Linked DNA regions of Homo sapiens: region 2 is linked to region 1. The links are chromatin loops, found by intact Hi-C in ENCODE. Cell type or tissue: ascending aorta. All regions are shown on one strand. Links, peaks and the distances in the headings refer to the core of each region. The heading gives the core; the rest is flanking DNA.

Region 1 (8,347 bases), core at 150-8,149:
TCCTGGTATAATGCTTGTTAACAAGGTGGTGAAAAGAGGCTACCCTTGTAGCCCCTGAGCTCTAGAAATGGTCTAGGCATTAATTATTGCATGTGTCCTCCACAAACTGAATGGAAGAAGACTCTGAATGCTTCTGTAAAACAATGGGATTTGTCAGTGCTTTGAGTCAGTAGATGGTAGACCAGCAAAGTGATCCCCAGAGTACCCCTCATGAAGCATTGATATCCCTGAGCAGAAGTGTACATTTTCATGGCTATGTGTGAGATACCCCATCTGACACCCAGGAATGCTTAGGTGAGACCTCACAGAAGACTGGAAATTCTGCCTTAGAAGCTTTATGACATTTTAGCTATGGTTGTCAAGATTTCTCATTTCTACTGCAGTCTGGTAAAGCCTGAGGAAAAAAGGTTGTGAATAATTATTCTAAGTCTCAAGTCTGTAGCTTTGTGATTTTTGTAGATCCCCTTCATGGTCTATTTCACTCTGGTTTCTGGGTAAATATCAAGCCAGCAGAAGTGTGAGGTGTACAGAAATTTATCTGCACAAACTCGAACTGGAAGCTCCCACTTCTGGTTCATTTACTTGTTCATTAATTTGTAAAGAGGGCAAAGGCCTCCTCCTGATTGCATCCAAGGGCCTTTCACAGTAAACACCGTTAAGCAGAAGACTGTGTAATGCTGCTAACCTTCTCTCATTTCTTTGTTCTGAGTTTGTATAAAGAGACTGGATTTCATCCTATGGACCTTGGCTTCTTATAGAGCCATTTGGTAAAAAGATACTAGTAAGACTTCTTAAATAGAACAGATATACTTATGAAGGGTACAGAAAAGAACAACAAGAAAAAAGAAGAGGGAAGATAATATGGAGAACTGTTGAGGATAAAGGAGAGGATCTCAAGGAAGGGATGGCTCTCCATGCGTGATGCATCAGAGTCATGATGGATACACAATATAACACAGTATACGAGAAAGGCGTAGGTTGCTGATAACAATAATAGCTAACATGTATTGGGTTTCTAATACATCATAGACATTGTATATTTGTTCTTTCATTTAATCCCTATGAAACCTTAGCAAGATAAAGAAAATTATCCTAGGTTCTACAGTTTAGGAAGGACTCAGTTATATCCTGCTCCTGGGCCAAGTTTTGGCCGCTCTGGTTTGCTGCCACCTAGGCAACAGCAGAACCCGGATGTCCTGAAAAGGCAGCAGGCCTTAAAGATTAGGAGCAATGCAAATTGAGAGCCAGAGGCATAATAGAAGGCACAGGGCAAGTTCCCAAATAATGAAGAGTGGTCCATTCCATTCTTTTGTCTTAAAAGTAAATAATGAGCATCTCTACACTTTGGAGATGATAGCCAAGAAGTCTAGACAAATGTAAGCAAGAGGCATCCACTTTTTTTTATTTTTTATTTTATTTTATTTTATTTTGAGACGGAGTCTTGCTCTGTCACCTAGGCTGGAGTGCAGTGGCGCGATCTCGGCTCACTGCAACCTCTCCCTCCCAGGTTCAAGTGATTCTCCTACCTCAGCCTCCCGAGTAGCTGGGACTACAGGCATGTGCCACCAAGCCCAGCTAATTTTTGTATTTTTAGTAGAGATGGAGTTTCACCATGTTGACCAGGATGGTTTCCATCTCTTGACCTCGTGATCCGCCTGCCTCGGCCTCCCAAAGTACTGGGATTACAGGCGTGAGCCACTGGGCCCAGCTGGCATCCACTATTAGCATCACTTGTCACCCTCTAGATCCAGCCTAATGGATCTGCCTTCAAGCTTAGAGAAACCAAATGCTTTGCCCAAAGTCTAACCACTGACACTACCGCAACCACCACCACCTCTTACTTTGAACAGCTGCTAATGCTAGGCTTCGTTATGGTCTCATAGCAATTCATGATTGGTCTCTTCTCAGAATCAAAGCTAATAATTTAATTGGGAGACTCATTTTTGTGAGGGCAAATCAGATACAGCTTAAGCATCCTTAACTTGTTTTTCTAAGCACCAATTAGTAATAATAACAACAATAATAGTTGATCACATTGTAAAGCACTGTTTGTCTGCATTCGAGTTATGTCCACTGGAGGTTCCCAGAAAAAGGTAAGGTAACAAGGCCCAATCCTCATATAGCTGTTTACCTTATGGGTTAAGACTTATCCCTTTTCTCTAAAATGTATGGCTACTTCTAACTGGTTATAGCCTCTGTGAGAAAGAGGATGGCTTGAATCTTTATTCTATATTTAGTGGAAAAGGCCAGGAACCTAAAATCCAAACATCCCAGCTCTTCCACTTAAAAGCAGTGAGATCTTAGACAATTGATTTAATCTCTCTCAGCTTCAATTTCCTTAAGTCAAAAATGGGATAATAGTCCCTATTTCGTAGAGTTTCTGTAAGAATGAATGCCTAATCAAAATAGGATCTGATACTACTGTTATCATCGTCATCAATACCATCCATATGATTTTGGGCAAATGTATTTGATTTGAGTTGGATTTACTATTTATTATAGTCAAATACATATACAATGTCAAAATTAGATGTATTCTACATTGCTAAAACTGGTAATAGCTTTTGTTTAGAATTTAGAAGTAGCAAATATCTAAAATTTCTTGGAAATGCATATAAAGTAAATTCATCCTATATATTTTGGTCCTTTGACCAGTAATTAACATTTAGCTTTATATTTTCTTATTCTATGAGTTTAGGGTAATAGTTTAAGAGGTGTATGATCCAGCCAACCCTGGTCTTATTGCTCCTCAAAAATGCCTGGTCTCTCACCAAGTTTTAGTGCTTGAGTTCTCTGTATCTGAGGGATCCCCACTATTCCCTATGACCAGCTCTTCGCATGTTTTGGACCTCAGTGCCCACCATCTGAAAGCACTGTTTCTTTCTTTCCTTATTTGATGTCATCTAGAGTGTAAGCTTCATGAGGTCAAAGGCCTCATCTTTCCTCTTCACCATATATCCCTGATGCTTAGGTGCTCATATAATAAGTGAATATTTGTTAAATTAATGAATTGATGAATGACAAAATGTCAGTGTTGTAGAGGAGCTTGTAGATCTAATAAAAAACTATTTTGGAGATGGGAAAATCAAAACATAAATAGATTAAGTACTTGCCCAAAGTCAATTAATATGTGACACAATGAACTAATGTCAGTTTACTTGCTCACCAATCCCATTGGTCATTGTTTTATTCAGCTTTGAAATATTTGACCAAACTACTAGCTGCACAGCTTTCTTTTCCAAGTTTTCAAATTAATTTTGATATTATGCATAGTATCTCTAAAATTCTTTTGCAAATAGCTTTACCATTAGTCAAGCAGTATTCAAGAATACTGAAGAAATTTAAAGTCTTCTAAAATTCCACCACTTATTGGTAAAATAGCATTTTAGTGAACTTCCTTCTAGATGTGCATGCATATATGGGTACATTTTACATTTGTATTTATTCGTATTTACATAAAATGATCTCAGGACATTAAGCATTTTTGTAACATCCTTTCCCTTTAGTAATATATCATAGAGATAGTTCTGTGTCAAAAAATATAAGTATATATCATCCTTTTCTAATGACTGTGTGTTTTCCCCTGAATAGATGCACAGTAATTTATTTATGAGGGATCATTTATGCTTTTTTCCAGGAACTGTTAGAGAGCAATTAGAAACTCATTGTCTCTTTCTAAATAGCAACCTGGCAAGGTAAGTACTATTAGACCCATTCTGTAGATGAGGTAATCAGAAGCCTGAGAGGGTTTATGACTTCCCTAATGGAATATGGTAAGTGCAGAGTGGGGAGTCTAGCCCGCATCTTCAGACTCTAAACCTCAGGCTTCTCACAGTACCTAAGCAAACAGTAAAACTCAGTGTGATCACTGTTGTGCAAGAGGTCTGCACAACATGATTTGAGAGCATGTGCAGGGAAAGGATAAGGTTCACCAAACGGAAAGGATGCTGGAGAAGGTTCCAGTGGAATTTGAAGGGTGACTATGATTTTTCTGGAAGGATAAGGGGAAGCAAAGAATCTTGAGCGAAATGCATGGTGTCAGTACAAACATGGAGGTGTGCATGTGCAGGCTTTGTTCAGTTCTGGTTCCACAGTTTTATTTTTTTTTCCTTTGGGAGTAACATTTACTGATCATATGGGCAATGCTTGAAAAAAGGGAAAGATTAGAGCCAGAAAAATGCTTTGAATAATAGTTTTAAGTACTTTTACAAATGGCCCTTGAGGAAACTTGGATCTCAGTCAGCCTGGGAGGAATGCTACTGTTTTAACTAGTAATAGCGGGGGGGAGGGGGGAAAAAGCATCATAGGGATTGCTGGAGGGTTAAATGGGTCACAGAGTAAAAAGGAGCCAAAATTCAGAGCTCTGAGAGACACACATAGAATCTCCATTCCGGGAAGCCAGACACAGAGAACTCTGGTTCTCTTTGACACAGAAACCCGTTGTGTATATGGGGCCCTAAAATTTAAACACACATATAGCTTGCACATTTACAACCTCTAAAGGATTATGAATATCCCACTTAATCATTATGTATCTTAAATGAAGTTCCTAAAAGTGAGCAGTAGAATTGCCTTTCAAAACAAAGAACAGGAATTCCAGCAAAAATGGATAATAGTTGATGCTCTTTATACATAATGCTTTGTACTTACTTTGAAATATGTTCCAAAAGTTTGTAGAGCCATGCTGGCAGCAAATGAATCTCAAAAATTCTTTCTACTATATTTTTCAGGATGGGGGTTATATGACTGCTTTGTCTTTCTGCCTCCTATAACCCTCTATGTTTCTCCAATTGCTCCCTTGGCAGCCATGAACCATCCATCAGGCACTTGACAATTGGCCTGGAAAAGATGACTCAAGCTTTAAGCCTTAAATACCAAGTTTCTTCCCTCCATAGCTGAGGCAAACTTACCCATAAAGCCCAGACTTAAGAAACATACCTATGTTTAATCTACCTTTGTTCTTGCAGAACTGGCCAAAAAAATATTGGAGATTTTTGTCTCTTCAAACAATAATAATAGTTAAAAATAGTTCATAATGATAGCTTATCAGATAGAGGGTACAGTGGGAGATAGTATGAATGCAGTTGTTATTCAGGCAGACCTTCTGAGGAGGTTTTTGACTGCATCTTGGTCCTGTTTCATCCCTAAAATGTAAGCTGCCAAAATGCCAAAGTCTACCAAGCAAATGGCTCAGTAATTTGAGGAAGCCCAGCCTGGATACCAACTCTGTATTGCACAGAATTGCTGAGTTCCCTAGAATGCAATTACAGTGCTAATGGATGAAATGAGATAAATACCCATATTTTAAATAAAAAAATATGCCCTATTTTTCCATTCACTTTTCCTCAACCACTTATGTAGTGAGTCACCATGTCCTGTTGTTTCTACCTCTTGTGTGGTCATGAGGTCAAGGAGTTAGTATTCAGCTTAAGATATTTGAGATTGTTATGAAATAAGGTGTAGATGTCTAATGAATGAAGTCCTTGTTTTATTCACCAATTTATTCATCAAAATTTGCCAAGGGCTGCTGTATACTAGGTGCTTTATTAGTTTTAGGAATATAGGCAAGTATATGCAGATTCCCTGACCCAAAGGAAAATTCAGCTTCATTAGAAAGGCAGAATTTAGGACAAATAACCACAGGTAGGCTGGGCTCAGTGACTCATGCCTATAATCCTAGCACTTTGGGAGGCCGAGGCGGGTGGATCACCTGAGATCAGGAGTTTGAGACCAGCCTGGCCAACATGGTGAAACCCTGTCTCTACTAAAAATAAAAAAAATTAGCTGGGCATGATAGCACATGGCTGTAATCCCAGCTACCCAGGAGGCTGAGGCAGGAGAATCGCTGGAATCTGGGAGGTAGGGGCTGCAGTGAGCTGAGACCACGCCACTGCAATTTGGCCTTGGCGACAGAGCGAGACTCCATCTCAAAATAGTAATAATAATAATCATCACAGGTATGAAGAGACAGCTGTGGGAATCTGGAAAAGAAAGGGCTAATTGAACTGAGGGGTCCAGGGAGGATTTACCAAAGAAAGAAGTTAATAGTGAAAGGTAATGGCAGTTTTTCAGAAAGAGAAGAGGTAGGTCATTCCTGGCATCTTAAGATTGGTATATATCCAGCTTATGTTTTCTTGTGGTATGCTGTGTTGGCTATTTATTTATATTTAGTGTTATTACGTTGGAGATATTGAAAGGACCCAGAATTGAGTTATTCATTGCACTGTCAAAATTAGTCCTTGCAATCCCATTTCTCCTTTTAACTTATTTAATTAGCAGTTCCAAATTTACTCTCATCCTCACTCAAAATCCCCTTCCTTCAAATGATACTCACTATAATGTTTTAAAAATGTATATCGTAGACATTCATGCATATTTTAAAAATATGTGGAATTAAAAGTGTTTTAAATTGCATTCAACATATTGCACTATGGCATATTTCCTCTTTCTTTCTTTCTTTTTTTTTTTAAGATGGAGTCTTGCTCTGTCACCCAGGCTGGAGTGCAGTGGCGTGATTTCGGCTCACTGCACCCTCTGCTTCCCAGGTTCAAGTGATTACCCTGCCTCAGCCTCCCGAGTAGCTGAGATTATAAGCACCTGCCATCATGCCTGGCTAATTTTTGTATTTTTAGTAGAGATGGGGTTTCACCATGTTGGTCAGGCTGATCTTGAACTCCTGACCTTAGGTGATCCACCCGCCTTGGCCTCCCATAGTGCTGGGATTACAGGCGTAAGCCACTGATCCCAGCCTATATTTCCTCTTTCAGGAAACATAGTTTGATTTTTAAAACTACATTAAAAGTAAAATGTGCAACAGTATTTAAAAATCATTGAATACTCATGTTGTTGAATGTTTTCTCTTTCATTGTTGTGTAGAATTCTATTGTTTGGATCTGCCATGATTTCTTTCATCCACTGTGTGTTGATGAACAGCTGAATTGTTTCTATTTTCAGCTTATCATGAATAGTGCTACTATGAACATTCTTGTACATGACTTTTGATGCTAACATGTAAGTGTAAATTAAGGATTCCAGTTGTTTTCTTCAACACTTATACAGTCATTATTTTTAATTTTATCACTGCGACTTTATTTGCATTTTGCTGATGATTAATGAAGTTTAACACTTTGTCACGTGGTCATCGGTCATTCAGTTACTCTCACAAACATAGTTAAAAAAGTCAACACAGAAGAGTTCATATTGTATTATATAATATACATAACGTTCAAAAATATCCCCACTAATCCCTAGCATTAGATGTGATGACAATGATTATCTTTGGGGAAGAGGGATAGATAATTTATAACTGGGAAGAAACACTATAGCTTTCTAGGGTGCTAGTAAACTGCCATCACCTCACTTTTGGTGGTGGTAATTCATTTGTGAGCTTTTCTGCAGATATATTTCAATAAAACCTAAACATTTACCTAAAAATTTGATAAGATGTAGATAACCCAAATAAAAGTGAGTAGACCCCTGCTTGTTAGTAGAAGGGGCAGACATATTTTTCCCTAGCTCTTTAATTGTCTAAGGACAATTAAAATCCCTTGACGTTATGTATAAAACTGACATAACAAGACTCTAAAAGGCAGACTGAAGAAAGTGGAGAGAAGAAGAATGCACTCATATGTGCTTTCAGGACCCAAGGGATGACACATTGGTGAGTTCCCTGGATTTTCTTTTTGCCTTATATATCCCAGACTTGGAGATGAAGAAGCTTGCAACCCAGAAATGCCAGTGGGAACAGACAAAAAAAGCACTAGCAAAAGCCTGCTCTCTTTAGCCAATGGACCAAAAAAGGGAGCAGGCAAGCAAGAGAGAAACTTACAGACAACAATTGCTGTATTCCAGCCAAACATGCAGAAAACACCATGGTTCTACCCCGACCTATACCAGTATAGGCTAAATGGGGAACCCAAATTTTCACACTCATTAGGGTATAAAGAGGCACCTCAAAAAAAGTAGGGAATCAGGTCTTTAATCCCCACCAGCTTATAATAAGGCCCACCTATAGTGTCAGTGGAGACCAGTGAGGAGTGAGACTTTCATCTTTACCCAACAGTAATAAAGGCCATCCTCCCCTAGAGGATCTGGACTTCAGCCTCCACCTGGCTGTAACAAGGTGGTACCTGCCCCACTTCCTCTGCAAGAGCAGTGTCAGAGAAAGCCAGCTAAAAGTAAAGATAAGATTCAGAGTCTCGTGACATAATACAAAATTGTCCATGTTTCAATAAAAGTATTCATTATATAAAGAAACTGGAAGATAGCAAATGGAATGAAAAAAAAAGCAATAAATAGATACCAACAGAAATGACAGAGTTGTTAGAATTACCTGACAAAGCTTTTT
Region 2 (8,347 bases), core at 333-8,332, 280 kb before region 1:
TAATTGACCTTCTAAATTTTTTTTCTGGCAATTCAGAAATTTCATCTTGGTTTGGATCCATTGCTGGTGAACTGGTGTGATCTTTTGGGGGTGTTGAAGCACCTTGTTTTGTCATATTACCAGTATTGTTTTTCTGGTTCCTTCTCATTTAGGTCGGCTATGTCAGAGGGAGGTTATGGGACTCAAGGGCTGCTGTTCAGATTCTTTAGTCCCACAGGGTGCTCCCTTGATGTGGTGTTCTCCTCCTTCCCCTTGGAATGGAGCTTCCTGAGAGCTGAATTGCAGTGATTGTTTTTGTTCTTCTGGGTCTAGCCATCCAATGGAGCTACTGGTCTCTGGGCTGGTACTGGAGAGTGTCTGCAAAGAGTCCTGTGATGTGAGCTGTCTTCAGGTCTTGCAGCAGTGGATACCAGCATCTACTCTGGTGGAGGTAGCAGGGGAGTGAAGTGGATGGACTCTGTGAGGGTCCTTGGTTGTATTTTTGTTTAGTGTGCTGGTTTTGTATTGGTTGGCTTCCAGCCAGGAGGTGGCACTTTCAAGAGTGCAGCACCTGTGGTACTATAGGAAGGAAGTAAACTTGCCCTAGGGTCACCTGGTTAAGTATTCAAGTTTCTCAGGTGGTGGGTAGGGCCATAGAGCTCCCAAGAGAGCTCTATTATGTCCTTTGTCTTCAGCTACCAGGGCAGCTAGAGAAAGACCACCAGGTGGGGGCAGGGATAGTTGTGTCTGAGCTCAGTTTCTCCTTGGGCAGGGCTTGCTGCAGCTGCTGTGAGGGATGGGGGTGTGGTTCCCAGTCCAGTGGAGTTATGTTCTCACAGGATTTATGGCTGCCTCTGCTGAGTCACACAGGTCACCAGGGAAGTTGGAGAAAGCTGGTAGTCACAGGCCTTGCTGTGCTTCCATGTGTCCTGCAGTCCTAAAGGCTAGTCTCACTCCCACCATGCCCCCACAACAGCACTGAGTCTAGTAGGGCAGCCAGTGACCAGGGCTGAGAACTTGCTGCAGGCCACCAGCCTCCCCACTGAGAAAGCAAGCCAACTCACCATTTTTCAATGTCTCAAGGAATCTGCAGTGGTGATACAGTTCCTTCAAAGGGTTATGGGTTCTCTCAGTTTTCCTGGTATGTTGGTGTCATTCTTAGAGCAAAAGTTCACTATGTGAGTCTCCGCACACTGCTTTGTCTGTCCAAGTGGGATCTGCAAGCTAGTTCTTCCTCCTATCTGCCATCTTCCAATAGATCTCCAAAGCTTCCTAAATACTAAATTAAGCCTAGACATATTGTAAAATAGGATGCAAGGTGTATAATAAAAATCAAAAGATATTATACAAGATTTCTAGGACATTTTGAAATCATAGTAAGATCTAGAAGCCATGCCTCCAAGATCCTTGAGTGTATGAGTTTATTCTTTACTATTAGAAGGTCTTCAGTGAAAATTAAGAAGCCTCTTCAAAGAGCTTCACCTGTTTAAGGTGGTCCTTGCTGCTGTGAGGAAAGAAAGAATCCCAGACATCATCAATGCCTACATTTTATATTGCACAGATGTTGCCCTTGTCATTTGATCATGTCACTGGCCCTTTTCCTGAAGACTTTCTGGATATGGTGTTTGAGAGGAGGTTGCAGAGTTTGCAGAAGTTCTGGAGGGTTTTTTCTCCCCTGGCTGACATTCAAAGAGAATTTTTTTTTTTTTTTTGCTTGGGTTACAAGAAGGTTGATATCTCATTAACAGTGATGACAGATTGCAGGGGCTCTAAGACAGCCTCATGCCAACTTTGAAACAACCAATATGTTTATGAAATCATTTAATCCATAATTACGGCATGTAATGAAAGGGACTGGTAGCTTGGCATTGGCATTTACAAGATGGTCACCATGATATGTTTCTATGAATTACAGATTCAGCAATGTGTGTAGTTTATGAGCAATGAGAGAAAATGATCCATCTGGCCAGTTTCTGAAACTTGTTGAGGCAAGAGTAATGTCTTTAATCAATCCAAAAATAAAAATTATACTATTGAGTTATTTTGCTGTTCTGCAAAATATATTAGTTAGTGTCATATTCCTCTGTTCCTTAGCATTTCCTCAGGGATTTGAGAAACAGAGGGGGCAACACTCTTCAGTTTTGCTGATTATAAATTTGTTAATTTGCAAAGATGTGACAGATGTGGTACAATTATTTTTCTGTTGCAATTCAGAGACAACAGAGCCAGGGCTTTGAGTGTACTGCTTGCACTGACTTTGAAAAATTACTTGAGTTACCTTTTATTGGTTAAGTCTAGAGCCACAATTTGGCCCTAAATAAGACTGCAGACAGAGCGTCTGTGAGATTTCTATGAACTCTAGGTTTTTCTATCACTTTTCATGGTAGAATGCAACCCCTCTCTGAACTCTTGCTGCATTGATCTCTGTTTCAGTGGGTCATTAACTGTGCTCACAAGCTATTTATTCCTTTTTGAGCACCTTAGAAAGCCCTCATGTGTCAGCCTTTATAATCACAGGTATGTGTTATGTTTGGGTTTACAAGTCAATATATATTTAACAAATTCATGTTTACCATGACCTTTGGTGTTTTTATTTGGAAGGCGATGATAATAGTATTAATACTTACGGTGGTCATGAGGATTAAATGGTCAGCAAGTGTGAAGCACCAGCACATTGATGCTTAGTCACTGTCAGCTTGAGTGCCTTCTTTCCATCACTGTACATATCCGGCAGGTCCTCTCAGGGCAGGGAAGGGGTCCTGCATGTAACTGAGACTCCCTTGGTTTTTATGGGTGTGGGGTGATGCCCAGACTTAATCAAACCAAGACTGTGAACTTGTACATTGAGCATCAACAGAACCAGACAAGTATTAGCTGACTATCATTGTTGTATGGGTTACGTACACATTTTCTATTAATATTTCATATTCTTTAAAAATCCACATTTTGAGGAAGAAAGTTATAATTTTGTCTGTTGAATTTCAGCTACTCTTATGGCCCTCAGGTACACTGCTCTTTGCATTTTATCTATATGATTCTGCTAGATTTTAGTATTAGAGCTAAGATGTGTGTATTAAAGATGCTGTCTGTGGGTAGCCAGAATTCATAGGGGTGGTAGGCTTGGCACTGGAAACCAAATCTGTTTCTTCTACACCTGCCTCACCATTCTCTAATTGTCTATTTGGGGGATGTTTGAGTGATTTGGGCTGGATCACATGTGGCCAGGCGATCTGCAGATAACGCATTTTTTTTTTTTTGAAACAGGGTATCTCTCTGTCACCCAGGCTGGAGTGCAGTGACGCTATTATAGTTCACTGCAGCTTCAACCTCCCAGGCTCAGTCAATCCTCCCACCTCAGCTTCCCAAGTAGCTGGGACTATAGTCGTGCAACACCATGCCTGGCTAATTTTTTAAGTTTTTGTAGAGATGAGGTCTTCTATGTTGCCCAGGCTGGTCTTGAACTCCTGAGTTCAAGTGATCCTCCAACCTCAACCTCCCAAAGTGTTGGGATTACAGGCATGAGCCACCATGCCTGGCTTGGAGATAACACTTAATAAACTTTAGTATGACCTCAGTATTCATGAATACTTTTCATTCCAGCATAAGATAATGTCTAATAGTCATGACCTAGTTCTGGAGTTTATAAAAATATTAGGTCAATTGATATTTTTAGAAAGAGCCACTTCCTCTGTTATTCTTAGAGAAATAACTATGATGTCAGCACAGATAGTATGATAAATATGTTCATTGTAGCTCTGTTTATAATAACAACAACAAAGATTGTAGTTATGCATAATTGTTATTGAGATATCAATCTCTTTGGAACCTATGCAAGAAAAATTATTCCACTTCTCCTTGTCAGTCTAGAAGAAAATCCTGTGAAACCACATCAGCCCTGCAAACTTCTGGCAGGCACAACATCTGGAATACCTCATGAAAATGGTCAGTGGAAGGGGCAGAGGAGAAAGGGCTGCATCTATAGAGTATGAAAGTTACTCCTGGCCCAATAGTAACCCCCTTTAATGATAGAAAACAACCATAGAGGCATGTCTCTCTGACGTTCTCAGTAATAACTGCAAGAATAAATGTCTACACCTACGTGTTGAGGAGGTAATGTGAGGGTGGTCTAGAGTCAAGCTGATATTTTCCACCTGAATTTAAAGATTTCCTAGAGGTCTTAGATTTTATCTTTAAATATTAATATACATTCTGTATTTTACTCCACAGTAATCCATCCTTTATTCTAATATATAAGAAATTTGAAGTTACTGCTTTTAAGTGAATTTGATGCCCCAAGAAACTCTGCTGTTTATTTTGGGCTTTAAGGAGCCTATTACCTTAAAGTTTAATACCTGAAGTTGGGTGCAATTTCTCTTTTGTTAGACATACTCTCTGTCACTTTATCTTAGAAATAGGTGCTCTGATGATTCCTGAGGAAATGGTAGCTCCTGATGAGGAGGTAATGCCAGATATGCAGCTTCCTTGGAGGTGAAGGGGAGCCCCCAAGAGTAGATGAAGAGATGAAGAGGGAGGATGGGGGTTGCTCTCAGGAGCACGGAGGCAACATGTCATACACACAGTGGCCTGGGTCCTGTTGAGGTCCAGCCTACTCAGCTCTGCCATAGCAAGAACATGGCCACTCTCACTGAAGCCAGGCATGGACCTTGGAAGAGAATCTGATTCTGGGAAATGAGGTGGGTGCAGCACAGATAATATGTAAGGATCAGTTCACCATTCTGGCTGTAATAACAGATGGAATGAGGAGAAACAGGACTTCTGTAATAACATATGGAATGAGCAGAAACAGGACATAGTCCAGGTATGTAGGGCTGTCTTGAAGGCAGTAAGAAAGCAGGGCTCAGTCTGTGTGTCACTTGGGGCCAGAGAAGAATTTCTCTCTTGGTTCTGGATACCTCAATGGAATAGAAAAACCGAAGCACTCAGGAGACCCTTACACAGGGGACCAGATGGGCAGGCTGGCCTTTGCTGGAGGATGGGATACCATCCATTTTTTGTGTAAAATCAGGGTTTCCTACTTTAAAATGAAGATCTGGAAAAGATGATTTCCCAACTCCATTGGCTGTTGACAGCCTCTGGATTTGTCTGATGTTAGGAGAACTAATCAGGATGGCATTAGGACTGAGATCAGGAACTGATGCTGTGTGCAAGGACTAATGAGGGCCAACAGAAAGGGGAAGAGGAGAGAACCAATATTAAAAGCATGAGCACAATCTTATAGGCAAAGGAGTTTGAGAGTAATCACTAGCCAAGAAGTAATAAAAAGATTACTCATAAGTGACATTTGTGGCTGTCTGTGTTGTCAAAAATATGTGCGAGTTGGCAGAGCTTTTAGCATACTTTCAGCTTGGTCAACATTTGGTTAAGACTAAAACTGTTCGGGCATAGATTTACTGTGAATGAGTCACACACAAATGAATGAGTTTGAAAAGGGGTTTAGGATTTTTCAGATGTTGATAGTTCATAGAATGGCTTGATCTTTCAAGGAGGTAGATAATTCTTCACTTTTTTTTTAATAAGAAGAAAAATGTGGGTTCCTTTTTAAGTTCCCATCCCTTATTGCTATAATTTTTAACATAAAACATATTTAGACAACTAATGATGAGAAAAAATGAGATGCATGAGGTAGGCAGTCAGAGTCTTAGGAATTCATGATTTCGTGAAATTCCTTTGAAGTCTCATAATTGCATTTCTCAATATTACATAAGAAAACTGGCTATGCAAAAAGATGCGAGAATTCTGAAGTTTTTTAGATGTAAGATAAACATTCAAATACTGTATATGACACTACGTAAAATAGTATATTTTGTTTCTAAGTCTTATGTAAAAGATTCATTTAACTAAAAATGGGATTTTTTTTGAGACAAGCATGAAAAAAAATTGTACATAAGTTCCTTGATGCTCATTGTGAATGTCTAACTGAACAATTTTCTGTGTTTTCACATTTCATTCTTTAGAAATCTAGCATCTGATTCCAGGATAAACACTGTAACCTTTATTGAGCAGAAATATTTGATGGTCCTGAAACAGCTTTCATTCTCCTCTGCAAGAGACGTCTGCTGGATGTACAGACTTTCCAGCTCACCTCTCTCAGGGCTGGCTTAAATTTGGAGAGTATGAACCATATTCCCTAAAGAAAGGTTCAAATTATATAGTTTCCTCTTTTTGCTTTCTGTAGGAAGCCAGTAAATTGCTTGTTCTGCTCTGATGTTGTGGGGAGAGGCATCATCATTGTCATTATTGTGATCATAACATCAACCTTCATAATTTTAAAAACTGGACAGATTTGTTTACTCATATGTTTATATATTGATGTAGTCTTGTGATATATGTTGACTGGTCACAAAATCAGCTTTAAGTAGTTGCTGACATCATAGGGATGATGAAAGTGTCAGGCAATTCTGCAAGCACACCAAGAGAAATATGATTGGCGCAAGGCAGAAGTCTTGAGCCAGCTCAAATGCTTTCTAAACATAAGCGGATAAATACAAGCAAACAAACAAGAGTCATAGTAGCACGAGATGTACAAAAACAAAACAAAACAAAACAAAAAACAACCCAGGGTTCTAACAGAGATAGGAAAGGTGACAGTTTCATAATATTATGTGGGGGAAACCAACTCTTAAAGTTTTTGCTAAGTAGCTGATTAATGTCACATTTAAAAAACCCAAAGAATAATTCTGCCTGAGATTGTTGCTGATATTTTCATTGTGTCAATATTTTGCTATTTCCATGCTCAAAAGAAAGCCATCTTTTAATAAACCAAAGCTACTTCCCACACTTCAATTTCAATTTGTCTTGCTCTCCTATAAATAAGATGTGACCTGAGTACTGTACCAGGAGTGAGTTTTAGCTAGAATTGAGCTTTAACACAGTCATTTGCTGCATAGCTTTTCACAAGGTAATCTTTCTGAGCCTCAGATTCTTCCTGTATACAATTACTGTTTGGTTTATAGGGTTGATTACGTGGATCAAATGAGATACAAAATGTAAAGCATTTGGAAATCTCAAACAGTATTCACACATGAGTATTCACACATAATTATTTGTCTATTCTGGTAGATAGATATTTTTAACATTCCTTATTATTCCACTTAAAAATTTTCTTGAATATTCTCCAGATTAATTTGAAATTATTTGGTTAATTTTTCCAAAATATTTGTTTCTACATTAGAGTATGTTAAATTTGTATGTTAATTTGGGAAGGATTGACATCTTGACCACAATAAGTGTTTTAATTTAGTAACATGACATATTGATCACTTTTATATCTAATGATACAATTTTTCTGCTTATTTATTTTATACTTGAAATTGATAATCTTTGTTTTTAAACTGGAAATTTAATTCATTTACATTTACTATATGTACGGATGTATCTGAGTTTAAATGTGCTATCATATTTTGTATTTTTTATTTGTTATAATCATTGTCCTATCCCCTATTTTTTCTTTAAGAATATTTAAAATTCCATTTTCTCTTACTTAAAAGTGATAGAGTGTTTCTGTTCTTTTGGTGGTCACTCTAAAAATCATTACTTTATCAAATTCTAAACAATACTGTTAGCTTATTCCAGAAAAAACAAGAACCTGAGAAAACTTTAACTCTGCTTACCTGACTGATAGTGTTATAAGAAATATTGAACACTTCTCATCCCTCATTGCACATTTTCTTAATCCTCTCACCTCCTTCTTGTGGGAACCGGCTCAGCACTCATGCACTCATAGTCTGAATGCATGAGTGTGAGGAGGCTAATGATCATTTAGGGACAGAAGCTACTGAATTATTACTCCTGTTTTCTGCCCTTCACTTGCACAATTCTGTGGTGCATTCATTTTACTTCGCTTCTCAGAAAGCCTGGTGAGATTGAGATACAGTTTTTCACAGAAGAAACCTGGTCAAGAAGAATCCATCTTTTGGCTTTCTCTCCTTTCCTGTTTTGCTCTCCCTAGTCTCCTACTCTCCTCCCCTGAAAATAAATTGCATGCAAGCCTGTGTTTCAGGCTCTACTTTCCAGGGGGCATTATAGGCTAAAACACTGTGTGTTTTAGATGTATGTCTTAACTTCATGTATTGACCTTTGTTCTTCATTTCTTTTGCACATCTAGGACTGACCTGGGGAATTTTGACATTCACAATTCAGAGAGAGAAAGAGGAAATTTAAAAAGGAAATAGTAAAGAAAGAATATAAACTATCTTTATTTCCAGATGACGTGGTTCTATACATAGAAAATTCCAAATAATCCACATACACACAAAAACTACTAGAGTCAATCAATTAATTCAGCAAATTTGCAGCATGCAAGATAAACAGACAAAATTACTATACACTAGAAATGAACAATCTGAAA

The links. Peaks named below come from ENCODE experiments on the same cell type or tissue, not always from the same donor. Only the 100,000 strongest peaks of a DNase experiment are listed, where the experiment ranks them.
Region 2: a loop joins it to region 1, with 4 times the contacts of the local background. A loop is called at or near these places in 2 of 110 quality-filtered maps.

Annotation. Positions count from the first base shown.
Region 1 is chr3:36,369,780-36,378,126 of GRCh38, reverse strand. The region is part of intron 2 of LOC124906227 (a long non-coding RNA gene); the gene reads left to right. Among named protein-coding and RNA genes, the nearest start is that of STAC, 6.6 kb to the left of the region's middle. In ascending aorta, for the core only: no CTCF peak of the experiment used is centred there; a DNase peak (open chromatin) is centred at 4,826; H3K27ac peaks cover 2,014 bases.
Region 2 is chr3:36,645,768-36,654,114 of GRCh38, reverse strand. No RefSeq gene overlaps it. Among named protein-coding and RNA genes, the nearest start is that of DCLK3, 110 kb to the left of the region's middle. In ascending aorta, for the core only: no CTCF peak of the experiment used is centred there; a DNase peak (open chromatin) is centred at 5,315; H3K27ac peaks cover 2,090 bases.